2 separate regions of the Homo sapiens genome follow, and region 1 is linked to region 2. Evidence: read pairs that join two places in POLR2A ChIA-PET (ENCODE). Cell type or tissue: CD4-positive, alpha-beta T cell. All regions are shown on one strand. Each heading gives the region's core, and the rest is flanking DNA. Links, peaks and the distances in the headings are about the cores only.

Region 1 (8,000 bases), core at 1-8,000, 110 kb after region 2:
TGATTTTTTTTTCCTTTTTCTCTTCTTGCCCTCCCTGCCCTTTTTTTTTCTGCTTACGTAAAATTCTTGATTTTAAATGATGGTCCACAGCTGCTGTAGTCTGACTTGTGTCCCATAAGGGCTGATGACTCAAACATCAGAATTGTTGTTCAGTTTTAATTTTCAAGATCACTTTTGAGTTTGATTGCTTCCCTGGTTTTTTTTTTTTTTTAAGTTGACAAAATTTTTTCCAAGCTTTGTAATGCTCAGTGTGTGAAGCAAATACACAACCATTTATGAAGTCTTTAATAACTAATAAAACTGGAATCTACACATTGTCATATAAATTGGAAAATTAGAATATCTTGTTTGTGGAGAGCATTTTCAGGTTATTTGACTTAACAATGATGTTATGAGACTACATGGAAGAATAATTGGATCTTGAGCTGTTTAAACATGTGCTAAATAGAAAGAAACAAAGCTTCAGAGGACCTCAGGTGACACCTGGTCCTGTCTTCTGATTTTTGACAGATGAGAGTTTTAGGGATTTAGATAATTGGCTTAGTAATTGAATCAGTGAAACAGCTACTCCAGGCTCTTTCTGCTGAATTGTAAGGGGAAATCAGTGTCTCTTGAAATGTTTGCTGTAAAAAAAAGGAAGACACTATTTTCTGATCAGTTGTACATTTCAAATTCTAAACATTTTTTTGAGCATTGTTAAACACTGTCAAGCCGTGTGGATGTGAAGGTGAATAAGACAGAATAGTGAATAAGATAGCCTTTGTTGTCACAGGAGTTTGCAAGATTATCTAACATTTAGGAAGTGAGACAAATGGGCTTATGCTGTCCCCTGCACCCCAGCAAATGTGTGAAATGTCCCCTTGCTTGTCACTCCACTTCATCGTCCTTCTGCACGTTTAATGCTGTCCATACATGCTGACTTCCTCCTGCTTCTTTCTGCTAGTCATACCTTTTACCATCTCAGGGTTCCTATATTATTCTGTTCCCTCTGCCTGAAATACTTCTGAATATTCTTCATCTCCACCCCATCCCCCTTTTTAACCTGATCTACTTCTCCTCTGTCAAATTTCATTTCATCAGAGATTATGTCTATATAGCACACCCCTTAACTCTAGTCCCTGCTGTGAAGCTCATAGTTCTGGTTTTTTTCTTTATAGCACTTAGTATATATTATTATGTTTGTTTGTATGATAATTACATTACTTTTCTCAATAGACTGTAAGCTCCCTGAGAGCAGAGACTATTTTTCTTTACTGTGTCTCCTGCACTTAGTGTAACCTCAGTAGGTGTTTGAGTATTAGAACTTTTTTTTGTAAAGCTACGTTGTTGCTATAAATCAGAGTTTAGTTTATGTTTTTTGTTTTAGAGGGAGTTTCACTCTGTTACCCAGGCGGGAGTGCAATGGTGCACAGTCTTGGCTCACTGCAGCCTCCACCTCCCGGGTTCAAGCAGTTCTCCTGTCTCAGCCTCCCGAGTAGCTGGGACTACAGGTGCACGCCACTACGCCTGGCTAATTTTTTGTGTGTATTTTTAGTAGAGACATGGTTTCACCATATTGGTCAGGCTGGTCTCGAACTCCTGACCTCAAGTAATCTACCAGCCTCAGCCTCCCAAAGTGCTGGGATTACAGGCGTGAGCCACCATGCCCAGCCAGAGTTTAGTTTTTTGTAAAGGGTCATATAGTGACCGTTTTTGGCTTTGTGGGCCACACGATCTCTGTCCCAACCCTGCTAATGCGGCAGGAAAGCAGCCATAGATAGACAATATGTAAAGGAATGGGCATGGTCCTTTTCCAGTGAAACTTTGTTTACTAAAACGCTAAGCAGGCTATAAGTTTGCTGACTTCTACTATAAATCATCATCCCCTGATCTTGTTGGACTTGAAAGCCCTTGTTATGCAATCTTGCAAATCCCCTCTTAGGGTTTTTTGAAAAATGATTTTATTTTTGTATGGTAGATGTTAAAGAGGTGATTTTTAAAAAGTCTGATCTTAAAGTAATGTAAAATACAATCTTAAATATATTAATTATATATTTTTAGTTTCTCCAGTTTACTAGTAGGCATATGCTTTTGTTAACTTTACATTTGTATTTAAGTAAAACATGATTCTTGATATTGATGTTAAAATAAAAAGATTGGTTTGGTTTTGGGATAGATTAAAATGTAGATTGAAATTTTACAATGCGTTTCATTTTCAAAAAAGACTATTTTTGCAACCTGATGCTTGAAATACCATATAATATTATTTTGTTCTTAAGTGACAGATGAAGAAACATTCCAGGTTGCTGTTTGCAGAACTTCTGTGCAAGTAAGGAGTTATTACAATGAAAAGCAAATTCACTATAAGCACCAGTGTTTATTTTTCTTACTTTTTTCTTTTTTTTTTTTTTTTTCAGACAGTGTTGCTCTGTCACCCAAGCTGGAGTGCAGAGGCATGATCTCAGCTCACTGCAGCCTTCGCCTCCTGGGTTCAAGTGATTCTCCTGCCTCAGTCTCCTGAGTGGGATTACAGGCTTGTGCCACCTGGCCCAGCTAGGTTTTGTATTTTTAGTAGAGACGGGGTTTCACCATGTTGACCAGGCTGTTCTCGAACTCCTGACCTCAAGTGATCTGCCCACCTCAGCCTCCTAAATTGCTGGGGTTACAGGGGTGAGCCACTGCGCCCGGCCTATTTTTCTTTTTTCTTTTCTTTTCTTTTCTTTCCTTTTCCTTTTTCTTTTCTTTTTTTTTTTTTTTTTTTTTTTGAGATGGAGTTTCGCTTTTGTTGTCCAGGTTGGAGTGCAGTGGAGTGATCTCAGCCTCCCAAATTGCTGGGGTTACAGGTGTGAGCCACTGCGCCTGGCTGTTTTTCTTTTTTAACGTTGTTTGAAAGTCTAGAATCATTTTTATGTGCTAGATGAGAGATTTGATCTGATAAATCAAACTCAGATGTCTGCATCTCAAGTGTATTTGTAGAATTATTTTTCTGTTTTCTATTAATTTAGATTGAATGTCAGAGTACCCATTATAGGTATTAAAATGAATATTACATAAGAAAAAATAACAACTTAAAAATGTTCAGAATTGTTTAAATAAAAACTTTAGACAGACATTTAGCAGAATTTAGGTGAGCATTAAAGGATTCAGGCAGCATTCAAAACTGGAAGAAGTTCAGAGAGCTCTGCTTTAGAAGCAGGCTTTTATAGGCTGAACGCTGTAGCAAAGTAAAGGAATTACTTGATTGGCTGTAGCTAGGCACTTGCCTTATTTGGATATGATCCAGTGGAAAGTCCCTAGTTAGAGGTTTGTTTTTGATTGGTTAAGCTTAAGTTTCATTTTATGTTTACATTGGGCTTCAGTTTGCTTACTAGGCACTGGAGCCAGCTGTCTCAGCCTAATGGCTGCCCAATTTAAAAAAAAAAAAACATTAAAATGGCATGTAGTTGTCATCATCAGAGTAAGAAACCAAAGAAGAGACCGTCATGAATGGGATCATTAGATCATGGACTGACACACATGTTCACTTAATACCCACAAGAGTGTCTTCACACTTTTTTGTCATGGATGGGACTTGTTTTCTGTTTTTTGTTTTGTTTTGTTTTTGATACAGTAAAATACTTAGGAGTTCTTGCAACTTTCTATAAGTTGTTTACATTTTACTCCAATTGCTTTATCATTGTGTGTATTTTGGAGGTACAGTTTTTTTCCTGAACCACTCTGAAAGTGGAAATATGCCCTTTTATCCCTAAATACTTAAATGCATATTTCCTGAAATCAAAGGCATTTTCTTACATAACCACACATAACCACAGTACAATTATCAAAATCAGAAAATGTAATAATGATACCATACTATTAACCTGATTCACAGACTATATTCAGGTTTTATAAATTATTTCAATAATGTCTTTTATAGCTCTTATACCTCAATCCAATTCAGTCTGTCATCACACACTGAATTTAACTGGCATGTCTCTTTCTTCCTTGCCTTTCCCCTTTCCTCTTTCCTTTTTTCTTCTTTCTTAGAGACAGGGTCTCATTCTGGTGCCCAGGCTAGGGTGCAGTGGTGCAATAATGGCTCACTGCAGCCTTGACCTCCTGGACTCAGGCAATCCCCCAACCTCAGCCTCCTGAATACTTGGGAATATAGGCACATGCCATTATGCCTGGCTAATTTTTTTTACTTTTTGTAGAGATGGAGTCTCACTACGTTGCTCCGGCTGGTCTCGAACTCCTTACCTTAAGTAAGCCACCTTCCTTGGCCTCCCAAAGTTTTGGGATTACAAATGTGAGCCACTGCGGCTCTTTAATTTTTCTTATTCTAAAACAGTTCTTCAGCCTGCCTGCCTCCTCTTCTCCCCTCCTGGTACTTTTCTTTTCTTGACCATTCCAATTTTGAATACAGACCAGTTGTTCTGTACTTAGTTTGGGTTTCGTTGCCGTTACCTTATGATTACATTAATGTTACGAATTTCAGGCTGGAATACTATAGAAGGGATGTATTCTCCTTAATGCCTCATTTAAGGAGGCACATAATCAGTGTGTCTCAATATTAGTGATTGGTTAATCATTGTATTAAGGTCATGTCTGCCAGGTTACTCCACTGCAAAAATTACTATCCTCTTTGTGATTAATAAGTAATTTGTTGGGTATATTTAGAGATGATGAAGTTGTCCTGTTTTTCATTAGTTTTCTATTCACTAGTAGTCTCAGCATCTAGTGGTGATTTTCTTTTTTCTAATTTTTAATTTTTTTTTGTAGAGACAAGGTCTCACTATGTTGCCCAAGCAGATTTTGAACTCCTGGCCTAAAGTGATTGTTCCACCTTGACCTCCCAGAGTGCTGACATTATAAGCATGAGCAGCTGCACCCTACTAGTGGTAATTTTCTAATTCCATCATTGTTTCTGCATTTACATATTGGCATTCTAATGAAGGAATGCTTTCCTTTCTTCCTTGTTGATTGGTTAAAAAAATTAAATATGGATTATGCTCTAATCCATTACTATCATTATTTATTTTGATGCTTAAATTGTTGCACAATTCCAGTGGTAGTCCCTTCTAACTGGCTTTAGTGTTCTTTTGACATACCCCTGTCATTTTTGAGCAGTCTCTTACTTTCTTGCCCAAGGTGTTGCATGCTTATCTTTTTTTTTTTTTTTTTTTTTTTTTTTTGAGACAGAGCCTCACTCTGTTGCCCCGGCTGGAGTGCAATGGCATGGTCTTGGCTCACTGCAACCTCCGCCTCCTGGGTTCAAGGGATTCTTCTGCCTCAGCCTCCCAAGTAGCTTGGATTACAGGTGCCTACCACCACGCCTGGCTAATTTTTGTATTTTTAGTAGAGACGGGTTTTCACCATGTTGGCCAGGCTGGTCTCGAACTGCTGACCTTGTGATCCGCCTGCCTTGGCCTCCCAAAGTGCTGGGATTACAGGCGTGAGCCACTGCGCCCAGCTGTGTGCTTATCTTTTACTTTCCCTGCCCTACCAGAGATCAGCTATTTCTCCAAGGATCCTTGGTTTTAGTAGAAAATGTAGTTTAGAAATCAAGATCTGGGTGTTCATTTATAGAAGGGGTCATTGCTTCTAGAACCTCTCAGCAAACAGCTAGGAAGTGTATGTATGAAAGTGTGTTTGCGTGTGTATTTCTATGTCTATATATTTTTTGAGAGACAGGGTCTCACTCTGTCACCCAGGGTGAAGTGCAGTGGTGGGATCATAGTTCACTGCAGCCTCAAACTCCTGGTGTCAAGCAATACTCCCACCTCAGCCTCTCAGGTAGCTAGGACTGCGGGCATGCCCCAACACGCCTGGCTAATTTTGTAATTTTTTGTAGAAATGGGATCTTGGTATGTTGCCCAAGCTGGTCTCAAACTCCTGGCCTCAAGTGATCCTTCCACCTTGGCCTCTCAAAGTGTTGGGATTACAGGCGTGAACCACTGTGCCCAGCCACATTTAGGTCTTTTATTTCTCTCTCTTTTTTTTTTTTTCTGTTTTGAGACAAAAATCTTGCTCTGTCGCCCAAGCTAAAGTGCAGTGGCGCGATCTCGGCTCACCGCAACCTCCGCCTACTGGGTTCAAGTGATTCTTCTGCCTAAGCCTCCCAAGTAGCTGGGATTTCAGGTGCCAGCCACTACGCCTGGCTAAATTTTTAGTAGAGACGGGGTTTCACCATGTTGGCCAGGCTGGTCTTGAGTTCTTGACCTCGTGATCCACTCGTCTCGGCCTTCCAAAGTGCTGGGATTACAGGTGTGAGCCACTGCGCCTGGGCGCGCTCTCTCTTTTTTTTTTTTTTTGAGACTCTGTCTCACTCTCGCTCAGGCTGGAGTGCAGTGGTGCGATCATGGCTCACTGCAACCTCCGCCTCCCAAATTCAAGCGATTCTCCTGCCTCGGCCACCAGAGTAGCTGGGATTACAGGAGTGCGCCATCTTGCCCAGCTAATTTTTGTGGTTTTAGTAGAGATGAGGCTTCACCATGTTGGCCAGGCTGGTCTCAAAACTCCTGGCCTCAAGTGAGACATCTTCCTCAATCTCCCAAGGCGCTGGGACTATAGGTGTGAGCTGCTGTGCCAGGCCCTTATTTCTCTTTTAATGTATAGGTTCTGCTCCTAACTCCCTCCATCTCCCTTTTTTTCCTTAAGAATCTGGATTGCTTGGACTATAAAGTTTTCCACATTCTCGACTTTGCTAATTGCATCATCATCTTGCCATTAACATGTTCCTGTGTCCCCTCAATGTTTTATAAATTTGCTCAATCGTATTGTTTTACTTTTTTTTTGGGTAAAGCATGATTCATTAGGAGGCATATTAATTTCCAGGTGTCTCTCGTTTTATAATAGTGGCAATTGGTGATCATTAGATTCATTTTTTCATTAGGGATTTGCAAAATGATGATATTCCAGATATATTATTTTGTCATTTACTAGTTGGATTATTTCAATAGAGATCAATTTTTCGCCAACTGTTTGGGGGGGCGGCGATTCTTGAATCTTTATTTTAGATTCGGGTACATGTGCAGCTTTGTTACATGGATGTATTGCATAGTGGTGAGGTTTGTGCTCCTAGTTAGCCTATCATCGAAATAATGAACATTGAACCCAACACTTTTCTCCAACTATTTGTTTAACTAGATGTACAGTTCATATAGGAAAGACAGATGAAATGCTTGATTCATCAGATTTTAGAATGAGTTTGGTTCTCTAGTATTCTCTGAAAGATAAGTAATCAATTAGTTTTTTTAAATAGGTATTATTATGAACTCATGATTTAAACATTTTATTGTGTTTCAATCAATTGCAGCTTCTTTTTTTCCTTTCTTTTTTTTTTTTTTTTTTTTTCTGAGATGGAGTGTCACTCTGTCACCCAGGCTGGAGTACAATGGGGCAATCTTGGCTCCAACCTCTGCCTTCCTGGTTCAAGCGATTCTCCTGCCTCAGACTCCTGAGTAGCTGGAACTATAGGCATGTGCCAGCATGCCTGGCTAATTTTTGTATTTTTAGTAGAGAGAGAGTTTCACTATCTTGGCCAGGCTGGTCTGGAACTCCTGACCTGAGGCGATCTGCCCACTTCAGCCTCCCAAGGTGCTGGGATTACAGGTGTGATCCACCACTCCTGGCCCAATTGTGATTTTTGTTGTTGTTGTTGTTGTTGAGACAGGGTCTTCCTCTGTCACCAGCCTGGAGTGCAGTGGCATGATCTTGGCTCACTGTAACCTCTGCATCCTGGGTTCAAGCCATTCTCCTGGCTCAGCCTCCCAAGTAGCTTGGATTACAGGCGCCCACCACCACACCCAGCTAATTTTTGTATTTTTTAGTAGAGGCGGGGTTTCACCGTGTTGGCTAGGATGGTCTTGATCTCCTGACCTTGTGATCCACCCACCTTGGCCTCCTAAAGTGCTGGGATTACAGGCGTGAGCCATTGCGCCTGGCCAATTGTGGTCATTTTTTATTGCTCCTCAAATTACCCCATCTTTGTTAGTGGGAGCCTCTTCACATTAACTCTCTCTGAGTCCTTGGGACATAAC
Region 2 (17,188 bases), core at 4,790-12,789:
CAGCATCCTCCTATCCTTCAGACCTCTCTGATCACTCTTGCCATTCAGAGATTCCTGACTCCAGTGCCTTCCACCACTCCTCCTCCCCTCTTTGTGCTATCTTGAGTGGAATGACCTCCTTCCATGAGATCTTGGGCCAGGAGAATAGGTCGAAAAAGACTTCAACTAAGGAAAAGTGGGGAAAAACATGAAGGCCACATTCTTCTTTCTCTTACCCAGGCCATAGGCAGGGTTCACCAAGGAATGATCTCGTCCTGTGAAACATCTCAGAGAATATAAGAGCAGGGGCCCCTCAGTCCTGGGATGATACACATGTTACTTCTCTACTGCATCTGTAGTAGACATTGCTAATCAATTCCAGCTCCTTTCTGCTGAGCCCAGACAAAGCCTCCCAATCCTTCCAAATATGGAACTCACAGAACCACCAGTGGAGCTGACGCTTACACTCTTTTTTTTTTTTTTCCTACAGAGATGAAATCTCACTGTGTTGCCCAAGCTGGTCTCGAACTCCTGGGCTCAAGTGATCTGCCCACCTAAGCCTCCCAAAGTGTTGGGATTACAGGCGTAAGCCACCACGCCTGCCTGGAGCTGCCACTCTAAATAAAAGCTATTGATCACCTCTGATCTAGCCTAACTTCAATAGGAAAACTGAGTCCCCTAGAAGGCAAGGGTCTTACCCAAGGCCAAACAGAGATTTATTGCAGAGCAGACAGGATTTCAGGCACCAGCTTTTTTTTTTTTTTTTTTTTTTTTTTTGAGATGGATTCTTGCTCTTGTCGCCCAGGCTGGAGTGCAGCGGCACAATCACGGCTCACTGCAACCTCCGCCTCCCGTGTTCAAGATTTTCCTACCTCAGCCTCCTGAGTAGCTGGGATTACAGGCACGCGCCACCATGGCTCAGCTAATTTTTGTATTTTTAGTAGAGACGGGGTTTCGCCATGTTGGCCAGGCTGGTCTCAAACTCCTGGCCTCAGGTGATCCACCCGCCTCAGCCTCCCAAAGTGCTGGGATTACAGGCGTGAGTCACAGCACCTAGCCACCGGCTTTTAAAGAGTTTCTGTAGGCCAGGCATGGTGGCTCACGTCTGTAATCCCAGCACTTTGGGAGGCCCAGGCAGGCAGATCACTGAGGCCGGGAGTTCGAGACCAGCCTGGCCAACATGGCAAAACCCTGTCTCTACTAAAAATACAAAAATTAACCAGGCCGTGGTGGTGCACACCTGTAATTCCAGCTACAGAACTGAGGCAGAGAATCGCTTGAACCTGGGAGAAGGAGGTTGCAGTAAGCTGAGATCGCACTACTGCACTCCAGCCTGGGCAACAGAGTGAGACCCTGCCTCAAGAAAAAAACACAGTTTGTGTAGAGGAGATAGTGTTTATGTTTTGTCTACCCTACCACATGGTGAGCTCCTTCAGGAGAGGCCCTGGGTGTAGTTTAGCTTCTGACCTTAATATACACAGCAGGCACACAGTAGATGTCCATGAATGTCTCTTGGCTTAGTGAGGAGGAATGCATGACATGAGTTAGAGGGAAGGCTTGAGTATTCACTCCTAAAGTCAGAAGATGCTTCAAGGTCACACATTTACAGATACTACCTTCTCAAAACGACATACATGGGAACCCAGATAGATACATTTTTAATCTAAAGATGAGGAGGTGGGCCGGGCGCGGTGGCTCACGCGTGTAATCCCAGCACTTTGGGAGGCCGGGGCGGGCAGATCACAAGGTCAGGAGATCGAGACCATCCTGGCTAACACGGTGAAACCACATCTCTACTAATAATACAAAAAATTAGCCAGGCGTGGTGGCGGGCACCTGTAGTCCCAGCTACTTGGGAGGCTGAGCAGGAGAATGGCGTGAACCCGGGAGGCGGAGCTTGCAGTGAGCCGAGATCCCGCCACTGCACTCCAACCTGGGTGACAGAGCAAGACTCTGTCTCAAAAATATAAATAAATAAAAATAAAAAATAAAGATGAGGAGGTGAGGGGACCTCCGTGTGAATGTGGATTTGAATTGTGTCTATAGCAGAAATTTTACCATAGACTAAACTTTCAAACAACAGAAGCTAAAAGAGCTTTCAAGTCAACTAAAATATGACATTTCGATGAATGTCAGTGGTTTCAAACCGCATTGCTGACTATAAATATCAAAGTAATGAGGCATGTGGGGAAAGTCTCTTATATCCATATCATTTATGTGGCATTCTATTATTTAACTTTGCCATTAAAATATGATTGATACACTTAAGCTTCTAAGGATCAACACTCTAGAGTCAGCTTTTTTTAAGTATCAAAAAAATGCATCTAGACTGGGCACTGTGGCCTGCAATCCCAGCACTTTGGGAGACTTAGGTGGGAGGATCCCTTAAGCCCAGGAGTTGGAGACCAGCCCAGGCAACATGGTGAAACCCTGTCTCTACAAAAAATTGGCTAGGTGTGGTGGCTCACGCCTGTAATCCCAGCACTTTGGGAGGCCGAGGCAGGCAGATCACGAGGTCAGGAGTTCGAGACCAGCCTGGCCAATATGGTGAAACCCTGTCTCTACTAAAAATACAAAAAAAAAATTAGCCAGGCGTGGTAGTGCGCACCTGTAGTCCCAGCTACTCGGAAGGCTAAGGCAGAAGAATCGCTTGAACCTGGAAGGCGGAGGATGCAGTGAGCCAAGATCGCGCCACTGCTCCAGCCTGGGCGACAGAGTAAGACTCCATCTCAAAAAAAAAAAAAAAAAAAAGCTAGGCGCAGGGGCTCACACCTGTAATCCCAGCACTTTTGGAGGCTGAGGCAGGTGGATCACAAGCTCAGGAGTTTGAGACCAGCCTGGCCAATATGGTGAAACCTCATCTCTACTAAAAATAAAAAAATTAGCCGGGCATGGTGGTGGGTGCCTGTAATCCCAGCTACTCAGGAGGCGGAGGCAGAAGAATTGCTTGAACCCGGGAGACGGAGGTTGCAGTGAGCCGAGATCATGCCACTGCACTCCAGCCTGGGCAACAGAGTGAGACTCCATCTCAGAAAAAAAAAAAAATTAACCAGGTGTGGTGGCATGCATCTGTAGTCCCAGCCACTCAGGAGGTTGAGGTGGGAGGATTGTTTGAGCCCCGGGGGGTGGAGGGTGCATTGAGCCAAGATCATACTACTGTACTCCAGCCTGGGTGATAGAGCAAGACCCTGTCTCGAAAAAAAAAAAAAACAAGAAAAAAAAATGCATCCATGGCATTTAAATAGATATACCTAAAATATAAAATAAAACTTTACATTTTATTTTCTTTATTTAAATTTTATTTTATTTTATATCTGGGTCAACCAAGGACCGAGAACCTATTTGCTTCTGTGGCCTCTTGGACACTCCTTTAGGGAAACCAAGGCAACCCACCAGGATTTGGGCCTGGGACTCAACTCAGCAGCTTCTCTGGCCGTGTTATTCTCCATCAGCCCCCGCCACCTCCCTGTGCCTGTTCTGGGCCATAAGCCAGAGACACATTCCTCAGGCCCCCACGGGGCTTCCAGAGCTGACAGAGTTTGAGGAAAGGGCTGAGCAAAGCAGAAACCTCTTGAGAGACATGGCACAAGATGGTCATGGGACAACCTCAGCAGGAGGCGTGTAACAACTGATGGGGAAACCGAGGCCCACAGAGGGCAAGGGTCCCACCCAAGACCACACTGTGAGGGAACAGTGGAGAAAGCCATTCAACCAAGGTTCCTCCACAAAACTCCTCTCTGATCCTGGCTGGAAGGATTTGATGTCCTACTCTATAAAAGCCAAGGCCTCTGGGCGTGGTGGCTCATGCCTGTAATCTCAGCACTTTGGGAGACTGAGGTGGGTGGATCACCTAAGGCCAGGAGTTCAAGACTAGCCTGGCCAACATGGCAAAACCCTGTCTCTACAAAAATATAAAAATTAGCTGGGCATGGTGACGCACACCTGTAATCCCAGCTACTTGGGAGGCTGAGGCAGGAGGATCACTTGAACCCAGGAGGCAGAGGTTGCGATGAACCAAGATCATGCCACTGTATTCCAGCCTGGACAACAGAGCAAGATTCCATCTCAAAAAAAAAATAAAGTAAAATAAAAGCCAAGGCTTCTCCCAAAGGAGGATGGGTCTTGGGGTTTTAAGGCCCAGGCACTAAAAGAACCTGAAGTCAAGAGCTCTCCAGGCCCCACAGGAAAGAATCTGACCTGCCCCTTCCCCAGTCCGCACCCCTCTCTCCCTGTGTCACTCAGGTGCTGGCACACTCTGCCATGTACATTTTTGCCCTAGTCGCAACAACCCAGAAAGGCAGGAGCTACATCCCTGTTTTACAAATGAGGAAACTAAGGATCAGGGAAATGAAGTGACTTGTCCAGGGCTACACAGCTAGTGACTGGAAGACAGAAAATGCAAATCAGGTCTGCTTGGCTCTATGCCAACTCTCCCTCCACCACCCCACACTGTCTTCAGGCAGGTCCCCAAATTCTGTTTCTGTTTTCAGTCCTGCCCACCTCCCAGCCCCCAGTGCTGGGATGGGGCCTTCTGAGGCCTGGGGGAGGTAGAGAAGCAGTGGAACACCTCCACCCAGCCCCTCTGAACCCTGGAACGTCAGTGCTTACCCTCCAGCACCACCTCCTTGCCTGTCTTCTTGAGGACCTGCACCGCCTCATCATGGGTAGCAGAGGACAAGTCTTCCCCATTCACAGACAGGATGGCATCCCCCACAAAAAGGGCCTCTGTCTGGTCAGCTGCCAATCCCTTGAAGATCTTGGAAATGAGAATAGGCATCTTGTTCTCCCGGCCGCCTGCACAGGTACAGAAGGAGGACAAGACTTAGGCAGATACTCCAACACTTGGGAGTCACATCAAGACACAATTATTTCTGAAGGCTTCCCTTGGTGCCTAGCCCAGTGCTGGAAAAGGCAATGGGAGAATAAAGGGAATCTGAGAAAAATCTTGGAAGTTTGGGACACTAGTAACACTAATAATAAATCATTTTTGATTAGGTCCGGTGGCTCATGCCTGTAATCCCAGCACCTTAGAAGGCTGAGGTGGGCAGGTCACCTGAGGTCAGGAGTTCAGGATCAGCCTGGGCAACATGGGAAAACCCCGCCTCTACTAAAAATACAAAAATTAGCCAGGCACCTGTGGTCTCAGCTACTAGGGAAGCTGAAGTAGGAGGATCACTTGAGCCCAGGAGGTCGAGGCTGCAGTGAGCTGAGATTGTGCCACTGCACTCCAGCTTGGGTGGCAGAAGGAGACCCTGTCTCAATAAATTAATTAATTAAATAAATCATTTTCAAAATTCATAATGCTATAGTTTGATCCCTGGATCTTTTGATTAAGTGCTTTGGGTGTTCACCAGTGTTTGTGCAACTTACAAAGTGCTTCAATCACTTTTTCTTAAATGTTTTCGATTTTCTCATGTAACCCATAAATATATATGCCTACTATGTACGCACAAAAATTAAAAATGAAAATAACCGGACAAAGTGGCTCACACCTGTAATCCCAACACTTTGGGAGGCCAAGGTGGTCGGATCACTTGAGACCAGTAGTTTGAGACCAGCCTGGCCAACATAGCGAAATCCTGCCTCTACTAAAAACACAAAAAAGGGCCAGGTGCGGTGGCTTATGCCTGTAATCCCAGCACTTTGGGAGGCCAAGGCTGCCAGGTGGATCACCTAAGGTCAGGAGTTCGAGACCAGCCTGGCCAACATAGTGAAACCCTGTCCCTACCAAAAATACAAAAAATTAACTGGGCGTGGTAGCGGATGCCTGTAATCCCAGCTACTCGGGAGGCTGAGGCAGGAGAATCACTTGGACCCAGGAGGCGGAGGTTGCAGTGAGCTGAGATCACGCCATTGCTCTCTAGCCTGGGCAACAAAAGTGAAACTCTGCTCAAAAAAGTAAATAAATACATAATAAAAAAATAAACAAATAAAAAAATATGGCTGGGCGTGGTGGCTCACGCCTGTAATCCCAGCACTTTGGGAGGCCAAGATGGGCAGATCACCTGAGGTTAGGGGTTCAAGACCAGCCTGGCCAACATGGCAAAACCCCATCTCTTCTAAAAGTACAAACATTAGCCGGGCATGGGGGCGCATGCCTGTAATCCCAGTTACTCGGGAGGCTGAGTCAGGAGAATTGCTTGAACCGGGAGGCTGAGGTTGCAATGAGCCAAGATTGCACCATTGCACTCCAGCCTGGGCAATAAGAGCGAAACTCCATCTCAAAAAATAAATAAATAAATAAATAAATACAAACACAAAAAATTAGCTGGGCCTGGTGGCACATGCCTGTAGTCCCAGCTACTCAGGAGGCTGAGGCAGCAGAATTGCTTGAACCCAGGAGGTGGAGGTTGCAGTGAGCCAAGATCACACCACTGCACTCCAGCATGGGCGACAGAACAAGACTCCATCTCAAAATAAAACAAAAATACAAAAATTAGCCAGGCATGGCGGTGTGTGCCTATAATTCCAGCTACTCAGGAGGCTGAGGCACGAGAACTGCTTGAACCCAGGAGGTGGAGATTGCAGTGAGCCGAGATCGCACCACTGCACTCCACCCTGGGCAACAGAGCAAGACTGTCTCACACACACACACAAAAAGGCAACAATGTGGGAACCCACTGATACCCCTCAAACCGGAATCAAGAGACAAGTCGGCTATTCCTATGGCCTCAAAAGACTGCTTTAGCAATCATAATGTTTTACAATCCAAAGTCCAGGCTGGAAACCAAAGCCTTAGAGTCTAGAGATTCTAAAAACCTGCCTGAATGGCATCTTGGATACAAAAGAAGCTAATACATTTTACTAAACATCTTTATTACCAAACTCTTAAATGCCCTTTTAAAATAAGAAATAGTAATAAGAGTTCACCTTAGTTGCACTTACCAAATGCCAAGCACTGTGCTAAATGCTTTCAATGTTGATTCATTGCGTCTTTACAATACCCCATCACATAGGTATGTTCAGTTTCCTATTAGGGAAACTGAAGTGTGGAGGGAAGCCCCTTGTCCAAGGTCACTCCACTAGTAAGTAGCGAAGCCAGTATTTGCACCTAGGCCTCCAGGCTCCAGAACCAACACTATTAGCCCTACCACAGACGACAAGTCAGGCCCTCAGATATCACACTCCTGGCTCATCCCCAGAATACTGAAGATGAAGAATTAGTGGCCCAGAGTGGGAGGTCATTGTTCCAAGGTCACACAAGTCTGGTGGCGGAGCTGGGACTGGAACACCTCTCTTGACGCCCACACAGGCCCGACCGTTTGCTTATCTGCACAGAGCTTGAAGTCTAGGAGAGGAAGGGGTTTCTATTTATATCTGCCCTCCCCCACCTGAAACTAGGGGCTTCAGTTCAGTTTGAAGCTATGATCACTCATGGCTGCCTCAGACTAAGCTAGACTTTATAGGAGGGGTTACCATGGCAACAGGAGCCCAGATTTGGATCCAATGGAAATACCTGAAGTCTCCTAAAAGTACCCTCCCCTCCACCTAGAATTATGGAGCTGGGGAGTAACTTTGTGTGACCTTGCAAAGTCCCTGCTCCTCTCTGAGTCTCAGTGTGTCCATCTGCAGAATGGAATTCTGTATGAATAAGTTCCTTCCTGCTTTGACACACTGAGTGTATAATTTTTGGATTCATCTGTTGCCCTATCCCATGCTGGAGATTGGGGGTAAGACTGGTGCCCATACCCTCATTTTCTCATTTCTCCTTTTTAGCCCCTCTTGGTTGGCTGCCTGGGGATCTGCCCTTCTACAGGAAAGAATCAACTTCCCTGAGCACTCTCTGAGGGACAGTAGCTGATAATTAAGGTTCAAATCCCAGCACTGACACTCACTATGTAATCGTGGGAAAATCATTTTAACTTTCTGAGTCTCAGTTTCTTCACCTGCAATATGGGAATTATACTCCCTACCTTTCACCACTTGTTGCCAGGATGAAGTGGATCATGAGACTAGTGTCCTGGGCACAGCACCTGGCACACAGTGGTGGCATTCACCACCATCCCCACCGCCTCAGCCAAGCCAAACGGTCTGGAGGCACTAGTCAACAGAACCAGTACCAGGGAGACCCCAGAGGGTACGGTATGTATTCAAGGTGGAGACAAAGGCTGATACCCTTTCCCAAAGCACCTGCTGGGGGCTGGGACCCTGAGAAACAGATGGGCAGGAATAGTGAACCCAGCAGCTGGGGGTGTGCAAGGATTTTAACAACTATGTTTAGTTGCTTTGGGAGTATCTGCTGGCCTCCATTTTTCCTCTCCGCTAACAGCAGTAATTAACTAGGCACCTACAGTGTGCTGGTGTGGTGAGCCCTGCTCTCAGAAACATCACAACTCTGTCATCCTCTTATACAGTTGAGGAAACAGATTCAGAGGCGGGACGGGACTTTTGCAACCTCACACAGCTGATCCTGGATTCAAACACAGTCTGGTTGCACCCTAACTGCACCCCACTAGCGGTCAGTCCTGGGGGCTGAAAGCTCTATCCTGTGCAAGGTGGAGATAGTCAGATCAGGAGACCCAAATCCAGCTGTCAGGGCTCCCTGCAGCCTTCCTGGGTCCTTAGATTCCTAGGTCCTTGCTGGCCTTCTGCCTGTGACCCCAGCCTGTGCCTGCACCCAGGCCTCCTATCCACCCCTGTGCTTCCCAGACTCCAGGCTTCCCCTCTGCACCCACCTTGGTTGCTTCTCAGGGACTCCCTCCTCCCTGTCCCACTGGTGTCCCGGCCTCAACCCCCTTTCTCCACACTCTGCTTTCCGGGGGACCCCTCTTGTCCTTGATGTTCATGCTGGTTACCCCTCAGACCCCCCCGCCTCCACACAGAACTCCCACCCACGTGTCCTTGGTGCTCCCACAATCTTATCCACACCTGTGTCTTCCGTGCCCCCTAAGGCCACCAACTACTGAAACCCCCTCCAACCTTGGTGTGCCCAGTGCCCTCCGTTACCTGTTTCCTCAGACCCCCCTTACCCCCAGACAGGAAGCCTCCAGCTCCATGTCCTGGGCGCGCTGCCAGCCCCCTGCGCCCTCGGCTGCCCCCAGACACCACGACCCCGCGCCCTCGGTGTCCCGCGCCCACCTTTGATGCTGATGCCCAGCCCACCGGCGTCGGCCTTGCGCACCGTCACGCGGCGCCGCTGGAGCAGTAGCGCCTCTGGCAGCTGCGGGGGCCCGGCGCCCGGCTCCGCGGCGCCGTTGAGCTGCGCGGGCTCCTGCTCCCGCGGAGCGCCGGGCTCGGGACCAGGGTCGCCGTCGGCGGGGCTCACGGTCAGCACGTCCTCCGCCAGACTCAGCAGCACCCGCTGCCATCGCTCGCCGCCGGCCCCCGAGCCCGCCCCGGCGCGCAGCTCCAGCAGCCCGGTGCGCGGGGCGCGCCTGCCGGACGCCATCTTCGCCTCCGAGCCCCCGGGCCGCCGCGCTCGCCCTGTCCCGCTTTGCCCAGCCCGCTCCGACCAAGCGCCCAGGGCAGAGGGCAGCGGGGGCCCGGCTGGGCCAGCCGCCACCCTACCCCGGCCGCTGGGGGAGGAGCTCTGGGGGCGGGGCTACCCTGGGGTGTGGCCAGTGCTGGGGAGGGGGCCTCGGGCAAATGCAGGAGGCCGGGGCGGGGCCCGGGAGCCGAGGGCCGCCGTGTGGGACTACCTAGCGGGGTGGGTCAGAAGGGCGGCGGGGCGGGCCACTAAGTAAGGCGAAAGCCCGGGAGGCGTGGTGCTGGGCGGGGCGTCAGGGGGCGGGGCTTCGCGTCGGGGGCGGAACCCAGTGAGCCCGCGCAGGGGGCTCGGCGCTCGGAATGCCCATCGAGGGCCGGGACTGTAACTCCCGGACGTGGGAGCGCATGAAAAAGAGACAGAACCACGTATCCTGGTGCGAAGCACTGGGCATCGGGCTGGGCTGCATATGGCGGAGGGCTGGGCTGCGTATGGTAGAGCGTTGGACTCCAAGGCTTGAGTTTAAGAGGTAGACACCGTCTGGGCGTGGAGGCTCACGCCTGTAATCCCAACACTTTGGGAGGCCTAGATGACAGCCCAGAAGCTCGAGGCTGCAGTAAGCCGCGATCGCGCCACTGCACTCCAGCCTGGGTGACAGAGCGAAACCCTGTGTCAAAAAAAAAAAAAAAAAAAAAAGGTAGATGCTGAGCCGCGAGAGACCTTGCGGGCACAGTTGCTAGTTGGGGAGCTGAGGAAGAAGTTGGTTTCCTATCGGGGAGGGCGGGGGATGGGGGGTGGGGGTCGAGGCTTTGGTCTGTGGGCGTGGCTTATCGCTGGCGTGGCTTCTAAAGATGACAGGCCCCGCCCCCTGGAGGAGACCGCTACCGACACCGCTTAGGGCTTGGGGGAGGTGTGGGCAGGATCCCCACTTCAAAACTGGAGGGAAGTTTAAGAGATTAACCCCTGGCTGTGTTCACAGTCGAGTATAGAAAAGCCTGAAGTCCCACACTTTGAGGCCTGGCAGAAAAAAAACAGAACTGGTGTGTGGGAAGAGGGTTGCAAGGTGGGGCTCTGGGTCTGGGCGACTGGAGACATGGTTTCTAATCTTTGCTGCCTCTGTTAGCTCCAAGTCGACTTTGGTCCCCTCACGTCACTGCTCTAGGCCTCAATTTCCTCATCTGTAAAATGTGGATCATAATAATACCTACTTCACTGGGCTGGTGTGAGGATTAAATCAATGTGAAAACACGTGGTAAACTGTGACTCCCTATTCTATAGAAATAATCACTTTCATTTAGTGAATGCTTACTCTTACCTAGGGCTGGCAGAATATTTTCCAAGTGTTATCTTTACATTAGCCTCCTGGAGTAGCTAAGAGCACCCCCAGCTGGGCACAGTGGCTCACACCTGTAATCACAGCTGAGGTGGCAGGATCGCTTGAGCCTTGGAGGTCCAGGCTGCAGTGAGCTGTGATTGCACCATCACACTCCAGCCTTGGTGACAGAGCAAGAAAAAAGAGCACCCCTATTATACAGAAGGGAAAACTTGGATTTAGTCTAATTGGCCTAGGTCACACATTTATGAGTGAGGAAGAGCTGCGATTCAAACCCAGGCCTGTTTGACACCAGTGCCTGGGCACTGAACCACTCTGCTAGACAGCTGACAAATACAGAGGTAAAGCATGATTGTAATCTGAAAAATCCACCACATCACACAGCTCAACTGGCCTTCATACCTGCTCCTTGTCTCTATCCTCCATTCCTAGCTGGGATATGTTGAGCAATAAATAAGTAGGACTACACCAGTGTTTAGCCTCCCTGAACTTTTGGGTAAAATCCTCCACATAAGATACCATCAAGAAAAAAAAGAGGGGGCCAGGTATGGTGGCTCATGCCTGTAATCCCAGCACTTTAGGAGGCCGAGGCAGGTAGATCACGAGGTCAGGAGTTTGAGACTCAGCCTGGCCAACATGGTGAAACCCCATCTCTACTAAAAATATAAAAAAATTAGCCGGGCGTGGTGGCAGACACCTATAATCCCAGCTACTCAGGAGGCTGAGGCAGGAGAATCACTTGAACCCGGGAGGCGGAGATTGCAGCAAGCAGAGATTGCACCACTGCACTCCAGCCTGGGTGATAGGGTGAGACTCCGTCTCAAAAAAAAAAAAAAAAAAAACCAACAACAAAAAAAAGGAATTGTTTTAAGTTAGAGTGGTAGGTGTCAAAACAGGAGAGACACAGGTTTTAAAAAAAGAACCCAGGGTCTTTTATACATATATATATGGGATGCCGAGGAGGAATGATCACTTGAGGCTAGGAGTTTGAGACCACTTGGGCAACTTCACGAGACTCCATCTCTACAAAATAAAGAAATTAGCCAAGCGTGGTAATGTGCACCTGTACTCCCAGCTACTTAGGAAGCTGCAGCAGGAGGCCTGTTTGAGGCTGCTGCTGTGAGCCACAATCATGCCACTGCACTCCAGCCTGGGTGACAGAGCAAGACCCTGTCTCAAAAATAAATAAAAGAAAGTGAGAGGAAGGAAGGAGAGAAGGGAGGCAGGGAAGGAATATAGCATTGTATATAAGCATTGATATCTTAAAAGTATGACTGTGCTTAAAGATTGTAGGACAGCCTGAGGAATTTGGGGTAAGCACTTGTGATAAATAACTACAGCCTACTTGGCTTGTGGAAGCTTCACTCCAATGGTAGAGAAGGGAGGGGAGGACAGACCTGGCAGGAGGCAAGAGACCAGCAGGGAATTGAAGCTCCTTTCCCAAGACCAAAGCCTGGAACCAGATCCTTAAAAGTCCCCCCACGTACTGCCCTGCTTAAAAAAGACTTAATGAGGCCCAGACAAACTTACTGAGAAAGAGCCCTAAGAGAGGGCTTCTCCTCTGGGGGACAGTTTCCTGTGGATATAACAGGAAGGAAGGAAGTAGGGAAAGGAGTGATGTGTGCAAAGGGGCTAACACAGAAAGAAGATGTAGAGCCAAGGAAACAGTGACGTGTGTATGCATATGTATACGTCTGTATGTGAGTATGGGTGTGTGTGTTTGTGATCACACTTGATAGGCAGTGCCAATCACCTGTAGCTACCCCCAAGAACCCTGTAGCTGCAGGAATGCTCTATCCCTACACTGTGGTCAGCCGATGCCTCTCTGCTGTGGCTCAGAAATTGGCCTCCCAGATAGATACACATAGGCCCGGCTCCCTGCCAAGCCCCAGGCAGAGCTCCCAGAGAAAACCAGTTCACTCCCAAGGAATAGGAGAGGGGGAAGGGGAAAAAAAGGGAGAGAGGGGAGCTGCCCAGCCTACTAAAGTCTCTGCAAGCTCTGGCCAGGCGCGGTGGCTCACACCTGTAATCCCAGCACTTTAGGAGGCCTAGGCGGCTGGATCACCTGAGGTCAGGAGTTCAACAGCAGCCTGGCCAACATGGTAAAACCCCATTCTCTACAAAAATACGAAAATTAGCTGGGCACGGTGGCTCAAGCCTGTAATCCCAGCACTTTGGGAGGCCGAGGTGGGCAGATCACGAGGTCAAGCTATCGAGACCATCCTGACCAACATGGTGAAACCCCGTCTCTACTAAAATACAAAAACTTGGCTGGGCACGGTGGCTCATGCCTGTAATCCCAGCACTTTGGGAGGCCGAGGCGGGCGGATCGCGAGGTCAGGAGATCAAGACCATTCTGGCTAACACAGTGAAACCCCATCTCTACTAAAAATACAAAAAGAAATTAGCAGGGCGTGGTGGCGGGCGCCTGTAGTCCCAGCTACTCAGGAGGCTGAGGCAGGAGAATGGCGTGAACCTGGGAGGCGGAGCTTGCAGTGAACCAAGATGTGCTGCTGCACCTCAGCCTGGGTGTCAAAGCGAGACTCCGTCTCAAAAAAAAAAAAATCTATGCATAAATCCTAAACAATCTACTGTTTAGTTTTACATTTTTTAACATCACATAAATGGACATTTCTCCTTCTGCTTTTGGAAGTTATATTCTCTAGTTGTATTAAGAGCACTCTATTATCTTCAATTACTTACTCTCCCAAATTATTTGCTATGTTGTTAAGTATTTAGCGCTAAATATTTTTCTTTTTATTTATTTATTATTATTATTTTTTTAAGACGGAGTTTCACTCCTATTGCCCAGGATGGGGTGCAGTGGCGCGATCTCCACTCACTGCAACCTCCGCCTCCCGGGTTCAAGCGATTCTCCTGCCTCAGCCTTCCAAGCAGCTGGGATTACAGGCGCCCGCCATCACACCCAGCTAATTTCTGTATTTTTAGTAAAAACAGGGTTTCTGCAGTGAAACCCCATCTCTACTAAAAATACAAAAAATTGGCCAGGCATGTTGGTACACGCCTGTAGTCCCACCTTCTTGGAAGGCTGAGGCAGGAGAATCTCTTGAACCCAGGAGGCAGATGTTGCAGTGAGCTGAGATCACACCACTGCACTCCAGCCTGGGTGACAGAGTGAGACTCTGTCTCAAAAAAAAAAAAAAAAAGGGGGTTTCACCACGTTGGCCAGGATGGTCTTGAACTCCTGACCTCAGATGATCCGCCCACCTCGGCCTCCCAAAGTGCTGGAATTACAGGTGTGAGCCATCGCACCCAGCCTCTTTTTATTTAGTTTTTTATTTTATTTTATTTTATTTTATTTTGAGACTGAGTCTCACTCTGTCACCCAGGCTGGAGTGCAATGGCACTATCTTGACTCACTGCAACCTCTGCCTCCCAGGTTCAAGCGATTCTTCCAACTCAGCCTCTAGAGTAGCTGGGATTACAGGCACATGCCACCACGCCCAGCTAATTTTTGTATTTTTGTAGAAACGGAATTTCACCATGTTGGCCAGGCTGGTTTCAAACTCCTGACCTCAGGCAACCTGCCCGCCTCAGCCTCCCAAAGTGCTGGGATTACAGGCATGAGCCACTGCACCCAGCCTGAAGGTGGCAGGCAAAGCTTTCTATCAAAGAAGGCCAAATGCCTCTTGCCCAATCTTTAATTATCTCTTAAATTAGAATATCTTACTCAAATCTCCATGTCTCTTAACTTTCTTTCATATCTTCTCTTTACTTTTTTCCATACTGCATTCTGAGTAATTTCTTCAGTGATATCTTCCAGTTTACTAATTCTTTCTTTAACTAGAACTAATCTACTGTTTATCCTATTCTTTGAATTTAAAATATCAATTGTTACTTTTTTATTTCTAGAAATTCTACTTTTTTTTTTTTTTTTTTTTTGAGACGGAGTCTCACTCTGTCACCCAGGCTGGAGTGCAGTGGCACAATCTCAGCTCACTGCAACCTCCACCTCCTGGATTCAAGCAATTCTCCTGCCTCAGCCTCCTGAGTAGCTGGGGTTAAAGGCGCATGCCACCACATCCAGCTAGTTTTGGGGTTTTTTTTGTTTGTTTGTTTGTTTGTTTGAGATGGAATCTCACACTGTTGCCCAAGCTGGAGTGCAGTGTCACGATCTCAGCTCACTGCAACCTCTGCCTCCCAGCTTCAAGGGATTCTCCTGCCTCAGCCTCTCAAATAGCTGGGATTACAGGCACCTGCCACCACGCCCAGCTAATTTTTTGTATTTTCAGTAGAGACAGGGTTTCACTATGTTGGCCAGGCTGGTCTCAAACTCCTGATCTCGTGATCCACCCACCTCGGCCTCCCAAAGTGCTGGGATTACAGGTGTGAGCCACCACGCCCTGCCATAATTTTTGTATTTTTAGTAGAGACAGGGTTTCACCATGTTGATCAGGCTAGTCTTGAACTCCTGACCTCATGATCCGCCTGCCTCAGCCTCCCAAAGTGCTGGGATTACAGGCATAAGCCACCATGCCCGGCCCTACTTTTTTTTCCACATCTGTCTGATTATGTTTATAGTATCTTTTTTTTTTTTTGAGACAGAGTCTTGCTCTGTCCCCCAGGCTGGAGTGCAATGGCGTGATCTTGGCTCACTGCAACCTCCACCTCCCGGGTTCAAGTGATTCTCTTGCCTCAGCCTCCCAAGTTATCTGGGATTACAAGTGCCCACAACCACCCCCGGCTAATTTTTTGTATTTTTAGTAGAGACGGGGGTTTTGCCATCTTGGCCAGGCTGGTCTCGAACTCCTGACCGCAGGTGATCCACCCGCCTCAGCCTCCCAAAGTGCTGGGATTACAGGCGTGAGCCACCATAACTGGCATAGTCTCTCTATTCTTTACCCATGCTTTTGATACCCTTTTGAAATGTATTTAAACCTATGAATTGTACTTATTTTATATTATCTATATAGTAGTTCTTTTTTGTTTTTATTTTATTTATTTATTTATTTTTGAGGCAGGGTCTCACTCTGACGCCCAGGCTGGAGTGCAATGGCATGATCTCAGCTCACTGCAACCTCCACCTCCCAGGTTCAAGCGATTCTTCTGCCCCAGGCTCCCAAGTAGCTGGGATTACAGACATGTGCCACCACTCGCAACTAATTTTTTGAATTTTTAGTGGAGACGGGGTTTCACCATGTTGGCCAGGCTGGTCTCGAACTCCTGACCTCAAATGATCCACCCGCCTCGGCCTCCCAAAGTGTTGGGATTAAAGGTGTGAGCCACCGCGCCCAGCCTCTTTTTGTTTTTAAAGAGACGGGGCTTGCTTTGTGATGCAGACTGGAGTACAGTGGCATGATCCTAGCTTCCTGCAGCCTCTAACTCCTGGGCTCAAGACAGGCGAGCCCCAAATTGGGCCTTAGCCTGGGAAAGTTCTTGGCTTCTCCCAGGAAATAATTCAAAGGTGAGCCAGTGGTATCAGACAGCAACTTTTATTGAAGCAGCAGCGTACAGCAGCAGCAGAGGGACTGCCCTTGCAGAGGAGGGTTAACACACAGGCAGTGTGCCCAGAAGAGTTTCATATGGGCTGGGGGCAGCTGTATTTATACCCACTTTTTTTTTTTTTGAGACGGAATCTGGCCCTGTTGCCCAGGTTGGAGTACAGTGGCATGATCTTGGCTCACTGCAGCCTCTACCCCACTGATTCCAGAGATTCTCCTGCCTCAGCCTCCCAAGTAGCTGGGATTACAGGTGTGTGCCACCACACCTGGTTCATTTTTTTGTATTTTTAGTAGAGATGGAGTTTCACTATGTTGGCCATGAACTCCTGACTTCAGGCGATCTGCCCGCCTCAGCCTCCCAAAGTGCTAGGATTACAGACGTGAGCCACCCCGCCCGGCCTAGACCCACTTTTAATTATACACAAATTAAGAGGCAAGTTATTCAGAACGTTCTGGAAAATGGACAGTTTCTGGAACCATATAAGGTAACTTCTGGGCCATTGCCATGGCCATTGCCAGAGCCTTTCTAAACTATCATGGCACTAGTGGGAGTGTCTTTATGCAAATGAGCAGTGAGGGCAACTAGCGGTCACTTTAGTCACCATCTGCTGATTTTGGCTGGCGTCTTCACTGCACCCTGGATTGACCAGTTTCTGCTCTGATCAGCGGGATGGTGACCAGTCATAACCAGTGCTTGGAAAACAAATCTTGCTGATCTACCTCAAAATTCCTGGGTTCAAGCTATCCTCCTGCCTCAGCCTCCCAAAGCACTGGGATTACAGGCATGAGCCTATATAGTAATTCTGATTCTGAAGTGTTGGTGGCTCTTTTTACTTTTTCTTTTTTAAAATTTGTTTTAATTGGCCGGGCGCGGTGGCTCATGCCTGTAATCCCAGCACTTTGGGAGGCCGAGGCAGGCGGATCACAAGGTCAGGAGATCGAAACCATCCTGGCTAACACAGTGAAACCCCATCTCTACTAAAAATACAA

What was found. ChIA-PET counts read pairs that join two places held together with the same protein. Peaks named below come from ENCODE experiments on the same cell type or tissue, not always from the same donor. Only the 100,000 strongest peaks of a DNase experiment are listed, where the experiment ranks them.
Region 1: POLR2A ChIA-PET joins it to region 2 with 12 read pairs; 7 of 35 experiments call an interaction of 5 or more read pairs at or near these places.

The regions. Positions count from the first base shown.
Region 1 is chr20:33,551,880-33,559,879 of GRCh38, forward strand. All of the region lies in intron 1 of CBFA2T2 (CBFA2/RUNX1 partner transcriptional co-repressor 2), which reads left to right. Among named protein-coding and RNA genes, the nearest start is that of CBFA2T2, 66 kb to the left of the region's middle. RefSeq lists enhancers at 3,301-3,460, 5,206-5,861. In CD4-positive, alpha-beta T cell, for the core only: no CTCF peak of the experiment used is centred there; DNase peaks (open chromatin) are centred at 2,802 and 3,282; H3K4me3 peaks cover 1,172 bases; H3K27ac peaks cover 3,338 bases.
Region 2 is chr20:33,434,254-33,451,441 of GRCh38, forward strand. SNTA1 (syntrophin alpha 1) reads right to left here and starts at 9,510. Exons shown (of 8, transcript NM_003098.3): 1 at 9,058-9,510; 2 at 4,588-4,773. The coding sequence starts at 9,367. RefSeq lists enhancers at 4,577-4,626, 9,936-10,005, 9,984-10,484, 10,456-10,515 and silencers at 5,867-6,045, 9,056-9,115, 9,226-9,705. In CD4-positive, alpha-beta T cell, for the core only: no CTCF peak of the experiment used is centred there; DNase peaks (open chromatin) are centred at 8,418, 9,608, 10,218 and 10,798; H3K4me3 peaks cover 2,168 bases; H3K27ac peaks cover 1,009 bases.